Linked DNA regions of Homo sapiens: region 2 is linked to region 1. Evidence: read pairs that join two places in POLR2A ChIA-PET (ENCODE). Cell type or tissue: OCI-LY7. All regions are shown on one strand. Links, peaks and the distances in the headings refer to the core of each region. The heading gives the core; the rest is flanking DNA.

Evidence for each region. ChIA-PET counts read pairs that join two places held together with the same protein. Peaks named below come from ENCODE experiments on the same cell type or tissue, not always from the same donor. Only the 100,000 strongest peaks of a DNase experiment are listed, where the experiment ranks them.
Region 2: POLR2A ChIA-PET joins it to region 1 with 10 read pairs; 2 of 35 experiments call an interaction of 5 or more read pairs at or near these places.

The regions. Positions count from the first base shown.
Region 1 is chr1:23,903,900-23,916,011 of GRCh38, forward strand. It overlaps CNR2 (cannabinoid receptor 2), which reads right to left and starts at 9,463. Exons shown (of 2, transcript NM_001841.3): 1 at 9,347-9,463. RefSeq lists enhancers at 1,149-1,228, 8,332-8,501, 9,275-9,789 and a silencer at 6,312-6,361. In OCI-LY7, for the core only: a CTCF peak has its summit at 5,908; DNase peaks (open chromatin) are centred at 5,072, 5,712, 7,162, 9,532 and 6 weaker places; H3K4me3 peaks cover 8,000 bases; H3K27ac peaks cover 8,000 bases.
Region 2 is chr1:24,182,549-24,190,548 of GRCh38, forward strand. It overlaps IFNLR1 (interferon lambda receptor 1), which reads right to left and starts at 4,741. Exons shown (of 7, transcript NM_170743.4): 1 at 4,643-4,741. The coding sequence starts at 4,700. RefSeq lists a silencer at 4,514-5,003. In OCI-LY7, for the core only: no CTCF peak of the experiment used is centred there; DNase peaks (open chromatin) are centred at 4,793, 5,143, 7,163, 7,813 and 3 weaker places; H3K4me3 peaks cover 6,988 bases; H3K27ac peaks cover 6,769 bases.

The DNA.
Region 1 (12,112 bases), core at 1,979-9,978:
GAACCCAAACCTGTGCCCAGGTCTGCAACTGTCACAGGAGCCTGCCTCCTAGTTGCTCAGCTGGCTCCTGCGGCTTTCTCCCGGGGACTTCTCTCTAATCTTTCTGGGGGGCCCTTTGAAATGTTAAAAAATTGCATTTGGGCTCCCGATTTTCTGCTTTACCAGATTCCAGAGTTCACACTGCCTGAAGACAGGAATCTTAGCTTTGCCCCACTAGGGAGCTCCTTTGTGATCCAGGTGATGTCACTCAGAACTCTGGTTTTTTTGTTCGTTTCATTGTTTTTTTTTTTTTTTTTGGAGTCTCGCTCTGTCACCCAGGCTGGAGTGCAGTGGTGCGATCTCGGCTCACTACAACCTCTGCTTCCCGGGTTCAAGTGATTCTTCCGGCTCAGCCTCCCGAGTAGCTTGGGATTACAGGCGCCTGCCACCATGCCCAGCCAATTTTTTTGTATTTTTATTAGAGACAAGGCTTCACCATGTTGGCCAGGCTGGTCTCGAACTCCTGACCTCAGGTGATCGGCCTGGTGCTGCTTCCAAGTGCTGGGATTACAAGTGTGAGCCACTGCACCTAGCTAATCTTCATTTTTATAACAAGAACTAAAAGGCCTATCTCCCTCTTTCAAAGAAAGTCTACTACAGAAAATTATTTGATGCTCTGTGATATTACAGCATAAATGACTGATAAGCATGTGTGGATCTCTTTCACCCTGAGGGTAGCCTGTTACTGTGAAATCTGTCAGCCATCGGGAAGTATGCATTTGTCTGGGGGTGGGAGGAGCATTGTTAAAATCACACCTGGAAGTGGCCAGTCACCCATTCTGTCCATGAAGTGCTCTCTGTAGGAAAGGAAACTTTCATACAAAGTAAGGCATTATAACCAGGGAACAGAGAGGTCTGTCCCCTGATGATGAGGACTTTTCATGGTGGCTTCTCTCTAAAGCAGGAGTAAGACAGGGTTAACCACGTGGTGAACATTCTGAATCACCTGTGGTTTGCCTCCAGGCCACTCTACCTCTTCCTGGTTTGGCCAGATCCCAAAGGGTAGAGCCCCTACCCCAGCCATGATTCTGGTTTGCTTATAGGGTTGCATCAGTCGGGGGTTGAGGTTGCAATTCAGGCTGGTTCCCAGAACAGGGGAGTTTGTGAAGCGATGTGGAGAGCCATGGAGGCTCAGCTCTTGAAACACTCTGGTGATTATGACAATAGTAGCAACTAATACTGAAATTGCACCTACTGTATACCGTGTGTCAGGCACTATTCTCTGCACTTAACTTTTCTTTTCTTTTCTTTCTTTTTTTTTTTTTGAGATGAGTCTGGCCCTGTTGCCCAGGCTGGAGTGTAGTGCATCTCGGCTCACTGCAACCTCCGCCTCCCGGGTTCAATCGATTCTCTTGCCTCAGCTTCCCAAGTAGCTGGGATTACAGGTACCCGACACCACGCCAGCTAGCTTTTGTATTTTTAGTAGAGATGGGGTTTCACCATGTTGGCCAGGCTTGTCTCAAACTCCTGACCTCAGGTGATCCACCTGCCTTGGCCTCCCAAAGTTCTGGGATTACAGGCATGAGCCACCGCGCCCAGCCATCTTTGCACTTTATATATTATATATATTTATATATTAATTTATATATTCTACACAACAAATCCATGATGGGGGACTAGTATCACTCCTGTTCTGTAGTTGGGGAAACCAGCATCAGCAGAGAGGCTTGACTCATGGGGCTGATAAGATCTGTGAGTGGTGGCAAAGGGGCTGGAGGGGACAAAGGGACAAGCTGGGCAGAGGCTGATGGATGAATTAAACCTGGCATGAGGACTCAGGCCACGGAGAGACGAGGAACAGCCAGGGATAGGCCAGACATCTGGGGAGCTGATCCTCCTGTAAGTTCCTTCTACCTCTCTCTAATAGAATTAATTAAGGTGCATTTGTGCATCTGTTGGCTTTTGGTCCCTGGGACCATAACAAAGAACACATGTTGCAATCTCTGGCCTGGGATTTGGGATCTAGCGGGATCACGGGACACTCTATCAAGCCAATCTCAGGCCTCGGGAGCCAAACTTGCAAGGTGGCCTGGATTTCTAGTTCCTGTTCCTGTTCTGTGTAAAAGAGATTCTCAGTTGGTTCTGAACACAGATTCTCAGTTGGTCCTGAACTTACCCTCGGAACCAACTGAGAATAAGGAGGAAATAGGTAGACAGAGGCAGCCTGAGTCATAGTTGTGATTCTGATTCTGCTCCCACTCTGATGTTTTTTGGAGAACTAGGCTTAAGCTGTCTTCCCCCCTCAGACTCTCTAGCAGTGGGACTCCAGGCCCACACCACTGTACCCACCTCCTGCCCCTTATTAAAGCTGTGTTCTCTCGTGCAAATTACGTCGTCTCCTTGAGCCCCACTGTCCTTGTCTGTAAAATGGGAATAATGAAAATACCTCCACTCAGGACTGTTGTGAGGATTAAACAGTATGTATGGGACATAGAAAACTTAATTTTACAAACCCCAGTGGAAACTACTCGAGCCATTTCATAATTTTCTATGGCCCATGAAAAAGGAAGTGATTTTAAATAAAATGTACTATTTACAATAAGTGTATTGTTTAAAATTTTTCTCTAACTTTTTTTTTTTGTTTTCCTATCTTTCTTTTTTTTCTTTCTTTTTTTTTTTTTAGAGATGGAGTTTTGCCACGTTGCCCACGTTGGTCTTGAACTCCTGAGCTCAAGTGATCCACCTTGAGCTTCAGCACTTCCCAAAGTGCTGGGATTACAGGCGTGAGCCACCGCACCCGGCCAATTCATACTTCTTAAAAGTAATTTTATGTTTGCTATATGATAAGATAAAATAGGTTTCATTTAGCTGGGAGTGGTGGCATGTGCCTGTAGTCTCAGCTACTTGACAGACTCAGATGAGAGGATGACTTGAATCTAGGAGGTCAAGGCTGCAGTGAGCCATGATTGCACCACTGCACTCCAGCCTGGGTGACAAAGTGAGACTCTGTGTCAAAAAAAAAAAAAAGAAAAAATATGTCTCAGGCCCCTATTTGCATGCCTCTCTGTATATGCCTTGCAGGTGTAGATCTCTTTTATACCCAGTACAGGAAAAGACAGAATACATCTTTCTCTCTTCTTACCAACCTTTGAAATGTTGTGAAGTAGTAGGATTTCTCTAATATGCCATATAAGAAAGTTGATCAGATAAATGTAATTTATGAATCTTGAAGCAGGCCGGGCATGGTGGCACACTCCTGTAATCCCAGCACTTTAGGAGAGCAAGGTGGGCGGATCACCTGAGGTCAGGAATTCGGGACCAGCCTGGCCAACATGGTGAAACCCTATCTCTACTAAAAATACAAAAAAATTAGCCGGGCGTGTGGCATGCACCTGTAATCCCAGCTACATGGGAGGCTGAGGCAGGATAATCGCTTGAACCTGGGAGGTGGAGGTTGGGACGTGGAGGTTGCAGTGAGCCGAGATCGCGCCACTATGCTCCAGCCTGGTGACAGAGGGAGACCTTGTCTCAAAAAAAAAAAAAAAAAACAAGAGAAAAAAGAAGAATCTTGAAGCAAATCTGCAGAGGAGTTAACACCATCATTTCCTTGTATTTTCTTTTCTTTTTTTTGAGGTGGAGTCTTGCTTTGTTGCCCGGGCTGAAGTGCAGTGGCGTGATCTCGGCTCACTGCAACCTCTGCCGCCCGGGTTCAAGCAGTTCTCCAGCCTCAGACTCCCAAGTAGCTGGGATTACAGGCGTGTGCCACCACACCTGGCTAATTTTTGTATTTTTTAAGTAGAGATGAGGTTTCACCATGTTGGCCAGGCTGGTCTCAAACTCCTGGCCTCAAGTGATCCACCCACCTCAGCCTCCCAAAGTTCTGAGATTACAGGCGTGAGCTACCGTACCCAGCTTCCTTGTATTTTTGATATCAGTTTCTTATGCTGTCTTTAATCATTGGCTCAGTAAGGGTATAAATTAAATGATATCAGATTAAGAGCAAAAACGATGTAAAGCCATATATCAGCCAAAGCTGTAGCTGAATGATTAATTGCCTGGTTGTGAGTCATGAGCTAGTTTGTTCTATCACCACTAACTACTGCTTTTTTTTTTTTTTTTTTTTTTTGAGATGGAGTCTCCCTCTGTTACCAGGCTGCAGTGGCGTGATCTTGGCTCACTGCAACCTCCGGCTCTCTGGTTCAAGCAATTCTCCTGCCTCAGCCTCCTGAGTAGCTGGGATTACAGGCACATGCCACTATGCCCGGCTAATTTTTGTATTTTTAGTAGAGACGGGGTTTCACCATGTTGGCCAGCATGGTCTCGATATCCTGACCTCATGATCTGCCCACCTGGGCCTCCCAAAGTGCTGGGATTACAGGCATGAGCCACCGTGCCTGGCCAACTATCGCTTTTTAAATATTTATTTTATTTTTGAGATAGGGATCTTGCTCTGTCACCCAGGCTAGAGTGCAGTAGCACAATCTCGGCTCACTGCAGCCTTGAATTCCTGGGCTCAAGCGATGCCTGGCTATACCTGCCAGATTTGATTCTTCCACTTATCCTAGGAAGATCTCACATTGAGAAAAAATCTTTTAACTATTACAATAATTATTCACTAATTTTTAAAAAAATGGAAACAGGCATCAAGACCTTCTAATGATGTGAACCTTCTGGAACATCTCCCTCCCTAGTGGGAAAAGCTGGTAGAAAGTAGTGGGAAGACAGACTTGGGTTTGACTCCTGTCTCTGCCTGTTGTGTCTCAGCCTTAGTGGCTTCATCTGTCAAATGGGCCCATTGGAAGGGAGGGAGGGCTACAGAAGGTCAGTGAAGCACCCTCTGGCTCCTTCCTTGCTCTCAGTGGGCTCTATTCCCCAGCTTCCAGCTCCATCAGATTTTCCAGGACCCAAACAGACCCAGGGAGAGACACAGAGGACGAACTCAATGAATTTGGGCTGAGGCAACACTGTGAACGCAGCTGTGGCTCTCAAAGAGGAACTTAGGGGTTGCCTCAACCTCTAGGGAGGCAAGGGAGCCTCTGAGAGACAGGTGGGGTGGTGGGGGTGAGGGAGTGGGAAAAGCTGCCTTTGACTCACTGTATGAGCAGGAGATCAGAGACCTCCTCTCTGGGCAGTGGAAGCAGGTGGGGGAGGGGAGGAGAAGCCGTGAAGCTCACCGGACACCGAACCACGAAGTCCCCTCTGCTCATGGGCTCACCCACATCCTCCCCGACTGGATGGGGCCCCAGCAGCCTTCACTCCCTCGCCTGCTGGGGAATCCTTCCCTCCCTGCTTGGCCCTAACTCCACTATGCAGTTCCTCCCCCATTAATCTGGCCTTGTCTGTCATTTTCTCTCCTTGGCATTTGAGGTCTTTGCTGCATGGCGTGAGGACTGAGTACATCCTTTCTCTCCCCAGGAGATGGAGGGAAAAGAGAACAGTTTTACACTGTTCTGGGTTCTGCTGGAAGAAGGCTGAGACCTGATCTTACTCTTCTGGTGGTCCCTGCAGCATAGCTGGGGACCGAGAGCCTTGGCTGTGCGTGGGTTCCCACTCTGCCCTCTCCCGAGACTTCAGTGTCCTCATTTATAGCTTGGGGAGAGAAAGAGAATTGCCTTTACAGGACCGAGGTGAGGATTACATAAGATAATGCCTAAGCACAGTCAGGGAAGGTCTGTCAGAGATCATCATGGAAACAGGAAGTCACCTGGGCCAAGGGCTAGAGCCTCAGGGTCTTGGCACAGAGTAGACACCTCACAAGACTGGATTGGACTGCTCAGTTTGGGGTGGGAGGAGAGAAGCCGGCCATATTCATATGATATCCCTCCAATTTCCTCCCCAGCGCAGGTTCTCGGGTTGTCCATGTGATGGCATCTGAAACGCAGCCTGGCGAGCGACACAGTAAAGACAACCCTGATCATGAGTCCCCGAGCCTGCCCTGCATCTCCATACCTAGAGGCATTTCCACTCCCGTTCTCCTATTTTGATTCCCACCACAATATGGCTTGGTTCTGGATCCAGATTGACCTGGACTTGAGTCTCAGCTTTGCCATTACCACCAGTTATGGGACTGTGGACAAGTCTCTCTCCTTCTTTTTTTTTTTTTTGAAACAGTATCTTGCTCAGTTACCCAGGCAATAATAGCTCACTGCAGCCTCAATCTCCCAGGCTTAAACAATCCTTCCACCTCAGCCCCCTGAGTAGCTGGGACCACAGGCATGTGCCACCATGCCTGGCTAATTTTTAATTTTTTTTTTTTTTTTTTTGTAGAGATAGGGTCTCACTATGTTTCCTAGACTGGTCTTGAAGTGCTGAGCTCAAGCTATCCTCCTGCCTGGGCCTCCCAAAGTGCCAAGCTTACAGGTATGAGCCACCATGCCCGGCCCCTTGGATAAGTCTTAAGCTTGTGTGAGCTTCAGTTTCTCACCTTGCAAATGTGGTTAGTGATAGCAGCCCCCTCCTAGGCTGTGGTGAGGACTTAATGAGGAACGGTCACAGAGCTCAAATGTGTAGTAAATGCTTCATCAATCTTCGCTTAAGAAAAAAACAAGAGCGGATCACCTGAGATCGGGAGCTCGAGACCAGCCTGGCCAACATGCAGAAACCCCATCCCTACTAAAAATACAAAATTAGCCGGGCGTGGTGGTGCATGCCTGTCATCCCAGCTACTTGGGAGGCTGAGGCAGGAGAATCGCTTGAACCCAGGAGGCAGAGGTTGCAATGAGCTGAGATTACGCCATTATACTCCAGCCTGGGCAACAAGAGCAAAACGCTGTCTCAAAAAAAAAAAAAAAAAAAAAAAAAGAAAGAAAAGAAAAGAAAACAAAACAAAAAAACAAAAAACAAAAAACAAGAGCCCCTTTGAGGCAGGTTGGGAATGCTATGATAGCGTCATTTTTAGAGTTGAAGAAACTGAGGTTCAGAAAGGTGATGTAACTTGCCCCAGGTTGCCTGAGTAATTGATGAGGGAGACTTGGGTTTCCATGTGATTCCATGTGATTGATAGCACAAGCTCTGAACCCACAGCGCAGGACTCTCTGCTCACACTGGCTCCGCTATTCCTTGGCTGTGTGACACTGAGCAAGTCAACACTGCTGCTGAGTCTTGGTTTTTCTCATCTGTAAGATAGGGCTGCCTGTCTCTTTTCAGAGTGCCCTTTGTGTCTCGTGGCTCGGGGACTTTTTTCAGGGGTGAGAGTAGGAAGCAGAAGCTATTTGAAGACAACCCTTCTTCCTGTCCTTTCCTGAGAACCTGAGCGCAGTGAGAAGGTTAGGTCACGTGGGTGGGGGGTGGGGAGAGAAGAGTGTCCATCTGCCATCCACAGCCAAGGGGAGAGGAGAGATTGTCCTTGGCTGGGAGGGGACCGAGGTCTTGGGCACCTAGAATTTGCTTTCTGGGAAGATGGCAGGACCTCTGGGGGAAGTCACTGGGTGATATATCCTGGATGTCAAAATGAGACACAGTGGTTTCAGGTCTTACAAAGAATCTGGACTCCAGGCATGCCAGGGAAGTGGGCAAGGCTGGACTTCAGACAATCAAGTCCATTTGGGCAATGGGCATCCATCGTAGGAGGACCCAGGAGCCTCCCTCACGCTTATGTTCTGTGTGTCCTCTGGGTCAATGTGCATGGGTGGGGATGGGAGTGAGGGAAGCTCAGTGCACTTGGAGATTAAATTTCCTCCTAGCCCAGTAGGATGAGGCTCAGGGTCCTATTGAATGTGACTTCAACTGAATAAAGAAAAGATCAATTTATGCACACCCGAGGGTGTGCAGTAAGAGTGACTGGTACTGTAAAATGAGGTGGGAAGAGAGGGGGCTGGCGCTGGAGGGCTCTGCTTGGCTGAGCCAGGCTGCCATTTTCCCGTCTTCACTGCCTTATCCTGGCCTTAGCCGGCCAAAGGGTAAAGGATATGCTTCACCTGCCCAGCGCAGGTTAGGGGGTCACTCTGGTAAGCCACAAGGTGGTTACAGAGCTGGGGCCAGGATTATTGGGACTCCACCTCCTGAGCTCTCCCTGAACTTCTCCCCAGCCTCCATCCTGGTTTTCATGCTGCCAACGTGTCTACTTGCCACTCATTCCAGGGAAAAGCAGCCAGGCCTCATTTTATCCTCATCTCAGATCCACAGCAAGAGCAGATGGGGTGAAGATCAAACTCTCCACCACAGCCATTCCCGAGCCCTGTGCTGCTGCCCGCCCTGTGCCCGCATCAGACAGTTGACTCGCAACAAGCCTGTGAGTGACCTTCTCAGGCCCATGTTTCTCAGAAGAGGAAGCTGAGCAGGAAAGAAATGGAGTGATTTGCATTAGGCCATCGAGCTACCAGTGGCAGAGCTGGGATTCAGACCTGGACGCTGACCCCAGGGCACACTGGAAAATACTGCTCTTCCCTCCGCTGAGTGGAACTTACACCAAAGCAGACCCCTGGCCTCCTGAGTCCAGTGTGCCCCTAACACTACCTTGTGGTCTCCCCATCTATAAAATGAGAGCGCAGGACTCACCTGGTCATCTCAAAGGCCTCTGCCAGCCCCTGTCATTTCCTGGCCCCCATCTACTGTTGCAGTCCACACCTCGTAAGGCAGGATAGCCTGGTGGCTGAAGGGTGGGCCGCGAAGCCGGAGTGCCTAGGCTCAAGCCAATGCTCTCATTCAATGCCCGCATGATTTCAGGTGGGTCACCTAGCCCCCACCTATCAAGTGGACAACAGTGATAGCTCCTACTGCATACGGCTGTTGTGAGGATTAAATAAATCCAACCACTAAAGGCTCTTAGGGCAGCGCCTGGCACACAGTAAGGCCATCTCTGTGTGTGTGATTCTTGTCTCTGTAATGAAATGAAAGCCAAAGTCCTGATTCTTGGTCCTAGGAGGGGGATGCCAGCCCTGAACTTTCCTGCGACTGGTCCTCCACAACCCCAGGTGTCCTGAAATGACATCTATCCCCTGCCCCAGACAGGCCCACCTGGCTTCTTGTGTCCCTGGAGGGAAGGGATAAGGTAAGAATACAGGTTTTGGCCAGGTGCAGTGGCTCATGCCTGTAATCCCAGCACTTTGGGAGGCCAAGGTGGGCAGATCACCTGAAGTCGGGAGTTCGAGACCAGCCTGGCCAACATGGTGAAACCCTGTCTCTACTAAAAATACAAAAATTAGCCAGACGCAGTAGTGCACACCTGTAATCCCAACTACACGGGAGGCTGAGGCAGGAGAATCGCTTGAACCTGTGAGGCTGCACTGAGCCGAGATTGTGCCACTGTACTTTAGCCTGGTCAACAGAGCAAAACTCCGTCTCAAAAACAAACAAACAAACAAAAAAGAATACAGGTGTTGGGGAATGAGGAAGAAGCCTAAAATAAACAACAAAAAAAGCTACTCACGGTTGTGTTGTGGGTGGCTGGGCACTGGGAGCTGCCGGGGGCTGAGGAGTCCCAGTTGTTTTCTGTCCTCTCCCAGGACCTGGCCGTGGGTGCCACTCAGAGCACCTGTTGAGTGCCACCCCAAGCCAGCTTTCTCTTGCTTTTGTACTTTCTCACAGATGAGTGAGTGTGAGGAGGTCTGGCCTTCCGTGCCTGTTACCACTTCCCCTCCAGGTCCCTGGTGCCACAATGCTCTTGCCCCTGCGGTTGAGTTATCTCTTACAACGAACTCTGGCCAGGGTGGGGCATGGGCCTAGACCCTGGAGTCAAGGGACTTGGGTTCTAATACAGCCTCGTTAAAATGTTGATTCACTTAACTTCCCCAAAGGCAAGTTTCTTTATCTGTAAAATGGGGATAATGCACCAACATTACAGTAGATCACCTAAAAGGACATGCCATTCCAATGCCTCTTCACCACTAGGCCAGAGCTTTGAAATGCAAATGCCTACAGGCAGATTAACATAATGGGTGATGGATCCTGGTGTGGGGCAATAGGGAGTGGTAGGGACTGTGGGTAATAGGGGGAACACAGGACCCAAGTGGAAAAGCTTGGCTGGAGCTGAGAGGTACCTGACCCTCTCTACTGGCCCAGCTGAGAGGTATCTGCCCCACACCCCAGACCCTGATCTGGGCCAGTAGAGAGGGGCAGGTACCTCTTAGTTCCAGCCAAGCTTTTCTGCTTGGGAGTATAGGCAAATTGTCAGATATTCCAAGCATTTGGAAGTTGTGCTGTATTTTTCAAGAGATACCAGAAATCTTGACTTATGTGATAGCTTCCTGTGTGTGTGTGTGTGTGTGTGTTTTGTTTTTTGTTTGTTTGTTTTTGTTTTGAGACCAAGTCTCGCTCTATTGCCCAGGCTGGAGTGCAATGGCGCAATCTCGGTTCACTGCAACCTCTGCCTCCTGGGTTCAAGCAACTCTCCTGCCTCAGCCTCCTGAGTAGCTGGGACTACAGGTGCACACAACCACCTCCAGCTAATTTGTAGTTTTAGTAGAGACAGGGTTTTGCCATGTTGACCATGCTGGTCTTGAACTCCTGACCTCAAGTGATCCACCCACCTTGGCCTCCTAAAGTGCTAGGATTACAGGGTGAGTCACCACGCCCAGCCACTTCCTGTTTATTTTATTTTACTTTATTTTATTTTATTTTAATTTTTTGAGGCAGGGTCTCGCTCTGTTGCCCAGGCTGGAGTACAGCGGCACGATCATAGTTCACTGCAGCCTCAAATTCCTGGGTTCCAGTGATCCTCCCATCTCAGCCTTCCAGGTAGCCGGCAGAACAGGCATGTGCCACCACACCTGGCTATTTTTTTTTTTTAATTTTTTTGTATAGATGGGGGTCTCACTATGTTGCCTAGCTTGGTTTTGAACTCCTGGGCTCAAGCAAATCCTCCCGCCTCAGTCTCCAAAAGTGTTGGGATTACAGGCATGAGCCACCATGCTCAGCCAGTTGCCAATTTTAGAATGTAAAGCCCAAAGTCACACCTTTAAAAAATGCTATGTGAGTCAAACTAAACATTATCTTCAGTTTATATTTATTAGGGAGTATGTCCCTAATGTCCAGTCCTGGGCTGGATGTACTCAGGTATGGTATCTGATATAGTTCCAAGTGTCCTCACACCCACTCTCAGATAAAATATTTAATGAGACGCCATTATATTCTAAGGATACAGAGATGATTATGGCAAAGTTTTTGCCCTTGTAAACTCATGGCCTATGATTATCTCATCAGATCCTCTCACTAACTGCTCCCCACACCCCAGACCCTGATCTGGGCCAATGAAGAAAGATTTTGCCCCTGAGGTAGAGTTGCAAGATTCTTCAAGTAAAAAATGTTACAGGCATGAGCCACCCCACCTGGCCCAATGAATTATATTCTTGAAGATGATGGAGAGTAGATTTTAAGTGTTCTCACCACAAAAATAAGTATGTGAGGTAATGCAACAATAGTTGAGACATTCAGGCACTAAAAATTACTTGTTGCTTATGTGCGATTAGAATGCTCAGCCTAGCGTGGTGGCTCACGCCTGTTATCCCAGCACTTTGGGAGGCAGAGGCAGATGGACTGCCTGAGATCAAGAGTTCAAGACCACCCTGGGCAACATGGTGAAACCTCATCTCTACTAAAATACAAAAAATTAGCTGGGTGTGGTGGTGCGTAGTTGTAGTCCCAGCTACTCAGGAGGCTGAGGCATGAGAAATGCTTGAGCCACAGAGGCGGAGGTTGCAGGGAGCCGAGATCGCCTTACTGCACTCCAGCTTGGGCTCCAGAGTGAGACTCTGTCTCAAAAAAAAAAAAAAAAGAAAAAAGAAAAAGAAAAAAAAGAATGTAACCAGGCATTCTCTGTCTTATCTGGCAACACCACCCAGAGGGGACACTTGGCAATATCTGGAGACATTTTTGGTTGTCACAACCTGGTGGAGGAATTCTACTGACATCTGCTAGGGAGAGGCCAGGAATGCTGCTAACCATTCTGCAATGCACAGGACAGCCCTACAGCAAGGAATTATCCAGCTCAAGATGCTAACTTGCGAACCCTGGTCTGGACCTAGTCCTGGCTCCTTCAGCGCAAAGCCATTGCTGGGAAGGGCCTTTAATTTGATCATTCATCCCTTTGGGAAATGGAACAGTAACAGCCTCCAGCCCTTGCATCTCTCCCAAGAGCAAGACATTGGCAGTGAGGAATGGGACAGAGAGCCCCAGGTGCCAAGAAAGAGGAAAAGAA
Region 2 (8,000 bases), core at 1-8,000, 280 kb after region 1:
TTATACCTAGGTGTGCTTACATGTTAATAATGTATTTGCATAGTTGTGAGAATTTCATATTGGACTCCATAGTGGTAAAAAAATAAATACAGGCCGGGCGTGGTGGCTCATGCCTGTAATCCCAGTACTTTGGGAGGCTGATGTGGGCAGATCCCGAGGTCAGGAGTTCGAGACCAGCCTGACCAACATGGTGAAACCCTGTCTCTACTAAAAACACAAAAATTAGCCAGGCGTGGTGGTGCACGCCTGTAATCCCAGCTACTCAGGAGGCTGAGGCAGGAGAATCGCTTGAATCCGGGAGGTGGAGGTTGCAGTGAGCAGAGATCACACCACTGTACTCCAGCCTGGTGACACAGTGAGACTCCATCTCAAATAAATAAATAAATAAATAAATAAATAAGTAAACACAACATCTGTCATATACATTTCTTTTCTGTTGGTTTAAGAAAATATCTGACAGCTTTACCTACTTCTGCAGGTTCATCCAAGCCCAGATATTACTGAACGAATATATTGATGTAGAGTATGTGTTATTTTGTTTTCAGTTCTGCTCTAGATCATAACTATGTAAAAAACACTGTCATAATCAGTTATACTAAAATTCATGAGCCCAAATGTAAGATGAAAAGTCTGCACTGTAGTCTAAGGTCATTGCTCTATCAATAATTACATTCTCATTTTGATTTACAGAAGAGCTTTATGGTAGAAACACCAGAAAACACCTCATACTATTAAAAGGCTTTTTCCCCATTAAAAAAAAAAATACAGGTCGGGCATGGCAGCTGACACCTGTAATCCCAGCACTTTGGGACATCGAGGCAGGAGAATCATTTGAGACCAGGAATTTAAGACTTGCCTAGGCAACATAGTGAGACCACATCTCTACAAAATAAATTTTTTAAAAAATTAGCAGGGCACAATGGTGAGAGTAAGGAGGCTGAGGTGGGAGTTTCGCCTGAGCCCAGGAGTTCAAGGCTGCCGTGATTGTGCCACTGCACTTCAGTCTGGCCAACAGAGCAAGACCCTGTCTCTACGAAACAGACAAATATACAAAACACCTTGCCTTCAGTCCATTCTCCACATAGCAGGAAGGATTAAAAATGAAAATCAGATCATGTTCATCTTCTGCTTAAGCCCTCTAAAGGCTTCCATCTCACTCCAGGTAAACTCAAAAGTCTTTATTATTTTTATTTTATTTTGAGGCAGAGTCTTATGCTGCCACCCAGGCTGGAGTACAGTGGCACAATCTCAGCTCACTGCAACCTCCACCTCCCGGGTTCAAGCGATTCTCCTGCCTCAGCCTCCAGAGTAGCTGGGATTACAGGCATGTGCCACCACACCTGGCTAATTTTTGTATTTTTAGTTGAGACGAGGTTTCACCATGTTGGCTAGGCTGGTCTCGAACTCCTGACCTCAGGTGATCCGCCCACCTTGGCCTCTCAAAGTGCTGGGATTACAGGCCTGAGCCACTGTGCCTGGTCTAAACTCCAGAGTCTTTACAATCACCACCAAGGCCCTACCCAATCTGACCCACCACTCCTCCCTTGCTCCCATATCTCCATCCACACAGGACTTTTTGCCCTTCCTGGAGCACCCCAGCCACACTCCCAACTCCAGGCCTTTGCACACGCTGTTCCCTCATGCTGTTCCCTCTGCCTTAACAGTTCTGCCCCTGGATATCCACCTGGCTCACTCCTTTGCTGTTTTCACATTCCTTTGATGTCACTGTCTCGAGGACACTTTCCCTGACTCCCTTTAACTGACCTCTATTCCCCTCTGTGGCACATTTTCCTTCTCACTGTTAATCTTCATCTTCTGAAATACGCATCTGATTACACCACTCCCCAGTTTCATGCCCTTTCCTTGGCCTCAGAATAAAGTCCACATTTGTTATTGAGGTTTGTGAGGCCCTGCCTGACGTGGCCTGGCCTGGCCTGGCCAGGCCGTCTTGCTGCTCTCTCCCCAACAGCTACCCTACAGGCTCATCAGGCAATCTTCCTGCTCGATGTTGCCAAGCCACTGCATTCTTCTGGATGTTTTTAAACCCAGGTGTCTTTGACTGCCTGGTATTCACCATCTAGTCTTTGAAATACTTGATTCAAATGTCACTTCCTCCAGGGAATCTTCCTTGACATATCTACGAGGTGATGATGATGATGATAACGATGATGATAATAATAGCAGCTAAGGCCGGGCATGGTAACTCACCCCTGTGATCCCAGCATTTTGGGAGGCAGAGGTAGGCAAATCACCTGAGGTCAGGAGTTTGAGACCAGCCTGGCCAACATGGTGAAACCACGTCTCTTCTAAAAATACAAAAATTAGTTGGGCATGGTGGCACACGCCTGTCATCTCAGCTACTTGGGAGGCTGAGACACGAGAATTGCTTGAACCCGATAGGTGGAGGTTGCAGTGAGCCGAGATTGCGCCACTGCACTCCAGCCTGGGTGACAGAGTGAGACTCTGTCTCAAAATAAATAAATAAAATAATAATAATAATAATAGCAGCTAATGTGTATTGTGTTCTGTGAGCCAGGTTCTGTGCTAAACAGTTTACCTGCACTTTCTCTTTTAATCCTCATTACATCCCTAGGAGGTAGGTATTCATTATAATAATTATAATCGTTACAGATGGGAAAACCAAGGCCCTCTCAGCTATTAAGTTGTAGAATCAGATTCAGTCCAGGCCTAGCCAACTCCAAAGTCCGAGCTCTTGACTGTACTTTGTCTTCTAGGTTCTCATGGGGTCTATTGAGCTTTATGATTCCAACTATTCCATCTATTGACCACTACGAGTCAAACAAGATCTGTTGACCACGGTGTGCCAGGGGTTTCAAAGAAGAACACAACTTCATTCCTGCCCTATAGGAGCTCATGGTCCCATGGAGAATTCAGGGTCCTGAAGTGTCCCATGTGCCATGATGGAAATCCATACGGGTTGCAAAATGGCATCAGGGAGGGAGGGTCCAGTTCTGTGGATGGCTGTCCCCAGCCTCGGCTGCCTACCCATCACCTTCTAGACCCAAAAGTGGGTGCCTGCTTCCACCTCATCCTGTGTCCTCTAGCTGGGACTGTATCACCACGAGGCTAGTGCTATTACTACTCCCAGCTTCTGGACTTCCTAACGGGTGACCAGCAGGAGACCAGGCTGTCTGCAAGCCACTTGTAAGGTATCCTATGGGCAGGACAGTCCCCAGATTCGAGCTAGGTCACATGAGAAAAACAGCAGTTAGAGCAACTTTCCTCTATGAAGCCTTCAAAGGATGCCAGGCACTAGTTTGGCTCTTTACATGTAAAACCTCAATCACCCTTGGGACAGACCACCCTATGGGGTAGGTGTCATTCATTCTGCTTCCATGGAAAGGGCGCTAGGCTCAGAGACAGATGCTAACTAACTTGCCTGAGGCTACACAGTCAGTTTGTGTGGGAGCCAGTATTTGAACTTAGATCTGGCTGTACTTACTCCTAAATCATCACACCATAGTTAGTGTTGTGTATATTAAATACTTATCAGGTGAAAGTACAAGAAGGTCTGGGTTTGACAGTGAAAGGGGAACAGAAGACCCCACCCTCCCTCCACACACAGGTACACGGTCCCTCATCAGCCACAGAGAACGCTGCTGTGGGCACTGGGGGCTGGAGCATCCCTGGCTGGCCTAGTGACCCAGTGGATGGACAGCCTGTCCCACGTGCCTACCCTGGAGGCAAAAGCTAGCCAGGCTTGCTTTAGCCCCTCTTCTCTCTTCTGTGTGCCTCACCTCTGCCATCCTTCTTGAGGAATTCCCTGAATTGCTCTGAGCCTCAGTTTTCCCATCGGAAAAGTAAAAATAATATCTACCTCCGAGGATGGCTGGGTCGTGAGGCTTCCAGAATAATGCGGTGCCTGGCACAAAGAAGTTGCTGAATAAATATAGGCTTTTATGATGATTGGATTATGCCCAGGGACCTTTACAGCTCTTTAAACTGTGAGTCCAAGACTAGGAAAATATCCTGGGGGCGATTTCTGGACCTTCTCTTCCCTGCTTCGGTTGGAGTCGTGGGCGGTGAGGTTTGGTGGTTGGGTCCTACGGCGAGGAATTTTGTACCTGACACCTTACTCATCAGTAGAGGTGGGAAAACAACAACAACAACAACAACAACAAAACAACAACAAAACAACAACCACCACCAAAAGAAAGCCGTCTTGTTAGAAAGCAGGGCACAGGCGACCAGAGCTCCGTCCCACCAGAGGCCTGGCAGGAACGGGAAGGGACATCAATCGGTCCCACTTTCCCTGCTGTCCACACTTTAGGGTCAAGTGTGGTTTTCACGCAGGGATCAGTGCTTTCTTTAGGAAACATTAAAAAGCACTTTATTAAAAAATATGCAGTATCAAACTGCCGCTGTCTTTTTTCTCCAGTTCTCCTGAAGCTGGAAGCATTAGGAAACTGGATTCGTTTCCTGCGGGAGAGGAATATCAAAGACCCGGTTCTGTTCAGTCCTGGGAAGAAGCAAACTGGGGGCGCGTAGGCAGGGCCGATTCGCACCCGGCTCGGGTGGCTGCGGACCCCGTGCCTGTCCCAGGAGCTCCGGGTCCGAGGGTAGGCGCGGCCCGGCCCGGGGAGCCCTCTTCCCCCTCCCTCCCGCGGCCCCGCGCCCTTACCTGGAGCGGCCTGCAGCAGGCACAGGAGCAGGGGGCCCCAGCGCTCGGGCCCCGCCATGGCCTTCCTGCCGCGGCGTCCCCGCCCGGGCCCAGGTCCCCGCCTCCCGCCTCCCGCCTCCCGTCTCCTAGCCCACCGCGGGCAGGTGACGCAGTCGGCAGCCAATGGCCCGCAGAGCCGCGGGCCCGTCCCTGCCGCCTAGGATTCACTGAGAAGGTCCCTGGGGACAGCCCCGCCGCGGGGGGAGGGGGGGGGGGGAGCGCGCCGGTCCCCGCGCTCGAAACTCGCCCGTACCTCTGCTTCATCTGCACTTAGTTTTGTTTTACTCAATTCCCGGAAAAAAAAATCAGTAAATCCGTGCACGGGGGAAGGGCAGGGGAGGGGAAGAAACCGGCTGATGATCAATAACCCACGGCCAGTCCAGTGCTCCAGGACGGGCCATTTTGGCAGGATTAGGGAGAGTTCAAGGCCGGTTTGGCTACGCGGCCTCAATGCCATTGGCGGGATCCGAGCGCGTTTCTGAGCCGGATGCTGAGCTCCGCGCCTTACACACGCGATTCCCTTTAATGCCCCCGGGGATCCCGGCGGATCCGTGCTGCCCTTCTCCACGTACTTCTCTCCCGGGGAGCGGCAGGCCCCAGAGCTTCAGGTGCTTGTTCTGGGGAAAGCTGTCTTTCTGACCCCGAAGGCTGTGGTGTTCACCTGGACAGCAGTAGCTTCCCAGTAAGGCACACGCCACGACGCGCAATATTATGCGGCCCTTTAGGAGGACGTTGCCGAATGGTGTGTATCGACACCGAGGTGTTTGCAACACACTGAGAAACAGAAAAGCGAGTGCTAAAACATAGGCCCATTAAAAAAGTGTGTGTGTAGCCGGGCGCGGTGGCTCACGCCTGTAATCCCAGCACTTTGGGAGGGTGAGGCGGGTGGATCGCCTGAGGTCAGGAGTTGGAGACAAGCCTGGCCAACATGGTGAAACCCCGTCTCTACTAAAAATACAGAAAATCAGCCGGGCGTGGTGGCATTCACCTGTAATCCCAGCTATCAGGGAGGCTGAGGCAGGAGAATCGCTTGAACCCAGGAGGCGGAGGTTGCAGTGAGCCGAGATCGCGCCACTGCACTCCAGCCTGGGCGACAGAGTGAAACTCAGTTTCAAAAAAAAAAAAAAAAGTGTGTGTGTGTGTGTGTGTGTGTGTGTGTGAGTCTGTCTGTATGCATAGAAAGATATTTGGAATAATAATTACCAAAATATTAATGGTTGTTGTCTTTGGGTGATGAGGATTTTCTTTTTCAACTTTCTTCTTTTCTGATCATATTTCGTTTCCAATTTTTTGATAATTATTTGAAACTGGGATCAGCTTTGGTCCCATCAGTTTTTGGAAGAGAAAATGATTTTCACAGAGCTTGGTGGGTCCAAAAGTTGCTCTGAGTTTAACCGCGGGGGAAATTTCTTTTGGAAATTTCAGGATGCTTCTGGGACTAGCATCAAGGCTTCTGCTTAATCAGGATTTTTTTTCTTTTTTTTTTTTTAGACAAAAGCTCTGTCGCCCAGGCTGGAATGCAATAGTGTGATCTTGGCTCACTGCAACCCCGCCTCCTGGGTTCAAGCTATTTTCTCACTTCAGCCTCCCAAGTAGTTGGGATTACAGGCACCTGCCATCATGCTCAGCTAATTTTTGTAGAGATGGGGTTTCACCATGTTGGGCAGGCTGGTCTTGAACTCCTGACCTCAGGTGACCTCAGCCTCCCAAAGTGCTGGGATTACAGGCATGAGCCACTGTGCCTGGCCTTAATTAGGATCTCTTAACAAAGCCCTGCTCACAGAGGACGCAATTCCACCTCAAAGGCGCAGGGTGGAGGAGGATGGAAGAGCAGCAGGCACGGTCAGTGTTGGTATCTTGGGATCTCTGAAATGTTGACTGTTGACTTTCTTTTCTCCTTCCTTCCTTCCTTTCTCTCTCTTTCTTTCTTTCTTTCTTTCTTTCTTTCTTTCTTTCTTTCTTTCTTTCCTTCCTTCCTTCCTTCCTTCCTTCCTTCCTTCCTTCTTTTTTCTCTCTCTTTCCTTCTTTCTTGCTTTCTTATTTTCTTGCTTTCTTTTTTTTTGACAAGAGTCTCACTCTGTCACCCAGGCTGGAGTGCAGTAGCGTGATCATGGTTCACTGCAACCTCTACCTACTGGTTCAAGCGATTCTCATGCCGCAGCCTGCCAAGTAGCTGGGACTACAGGCGTAAGCCACCATGCCCAGCTAATTTGTGTATTTTTAGTAAAGACGGGGTTTCGCCATGTTGGCCAGGCTAATCTCGAACTCCTGGCCTCAAGTGATCTGCCCACCTCGGCCTTCCAAAGTGCTGGGATTATAGGCATGAGCCATGCACCCGGCCCTGAAATGTTGACTTTCATTTCCACCCAGCAACTGCAACTCTTTTAGACCCGGAATCCCACTGTGCTTGGAGCGGTTCAACAGCAGGTACAGAAATATCTTCATTTGCCACCTGCTCCACCCATGGGCTCCTGTGCTATGCATCTGAAACTGGCACTTGCTCTTTTTTGACAATTTGTTTGTCACATGTTTGTTCTCTTGTTCCTCTTCCCCCACCTCCCCGCCCACGCATAGCTTCGAGTTAGAAAATTGTGTGTTCAGATGCCTTGATCCTTCAAGAGACATTTTGTGACTATGAGCTTGGCCAAGTTGGATCTTTCAAAACCTTAAAAAAAATGTCATCTATAGATGCCGGTCAGAAAATCTCAGCCAGTTACCACGACCTTGCTTCTACTTAGGTCCTAAATACACTGCTTCAATTTCTTTCAGGTATCTCAAATACAATCCATCCATTCTGGAATAAAATGAATATATCTCTATTGATATCTCTTTATCCCAAACAGCTGACTGCACGAATCTTTATTGAGTCTTTGTTATATAGTGGCACTGCAGTTTACATACAGTATTTAATCTTCACAACAACCCTATGAGGTGGATATTATTAATATCCCCTTTCAACAGATGAAACTCGGAGAGGTTACATCCTTGCTTAGGTCACACAGCTAATTATAGTGATAGGGCTGCAATTTGGAACTCAGTCTGTCTGTCCTCAAAGCTTGTGGTTTTAAAACTTCTGCTACCCAGCCTCTTGCTTGCTTAAGGGCAAACAAGAACAAACCTCCCCAGTCTTAATCACTTCCTGATTTGCAAAGATCATGGCGCTAACCTCTCAACTCTCATGAGTGGAACGGTGGGCACTGAAGAGCCAGCTTCCTCTTTGGGTTGGAATATTAGGTATGAAGCAGTGGTGCTGATAAATGTTTCACAACTGGTTGGGGGTTTAGGGGACAGGGGTAAAAGTCCTGCTTTCTTGTGTTTC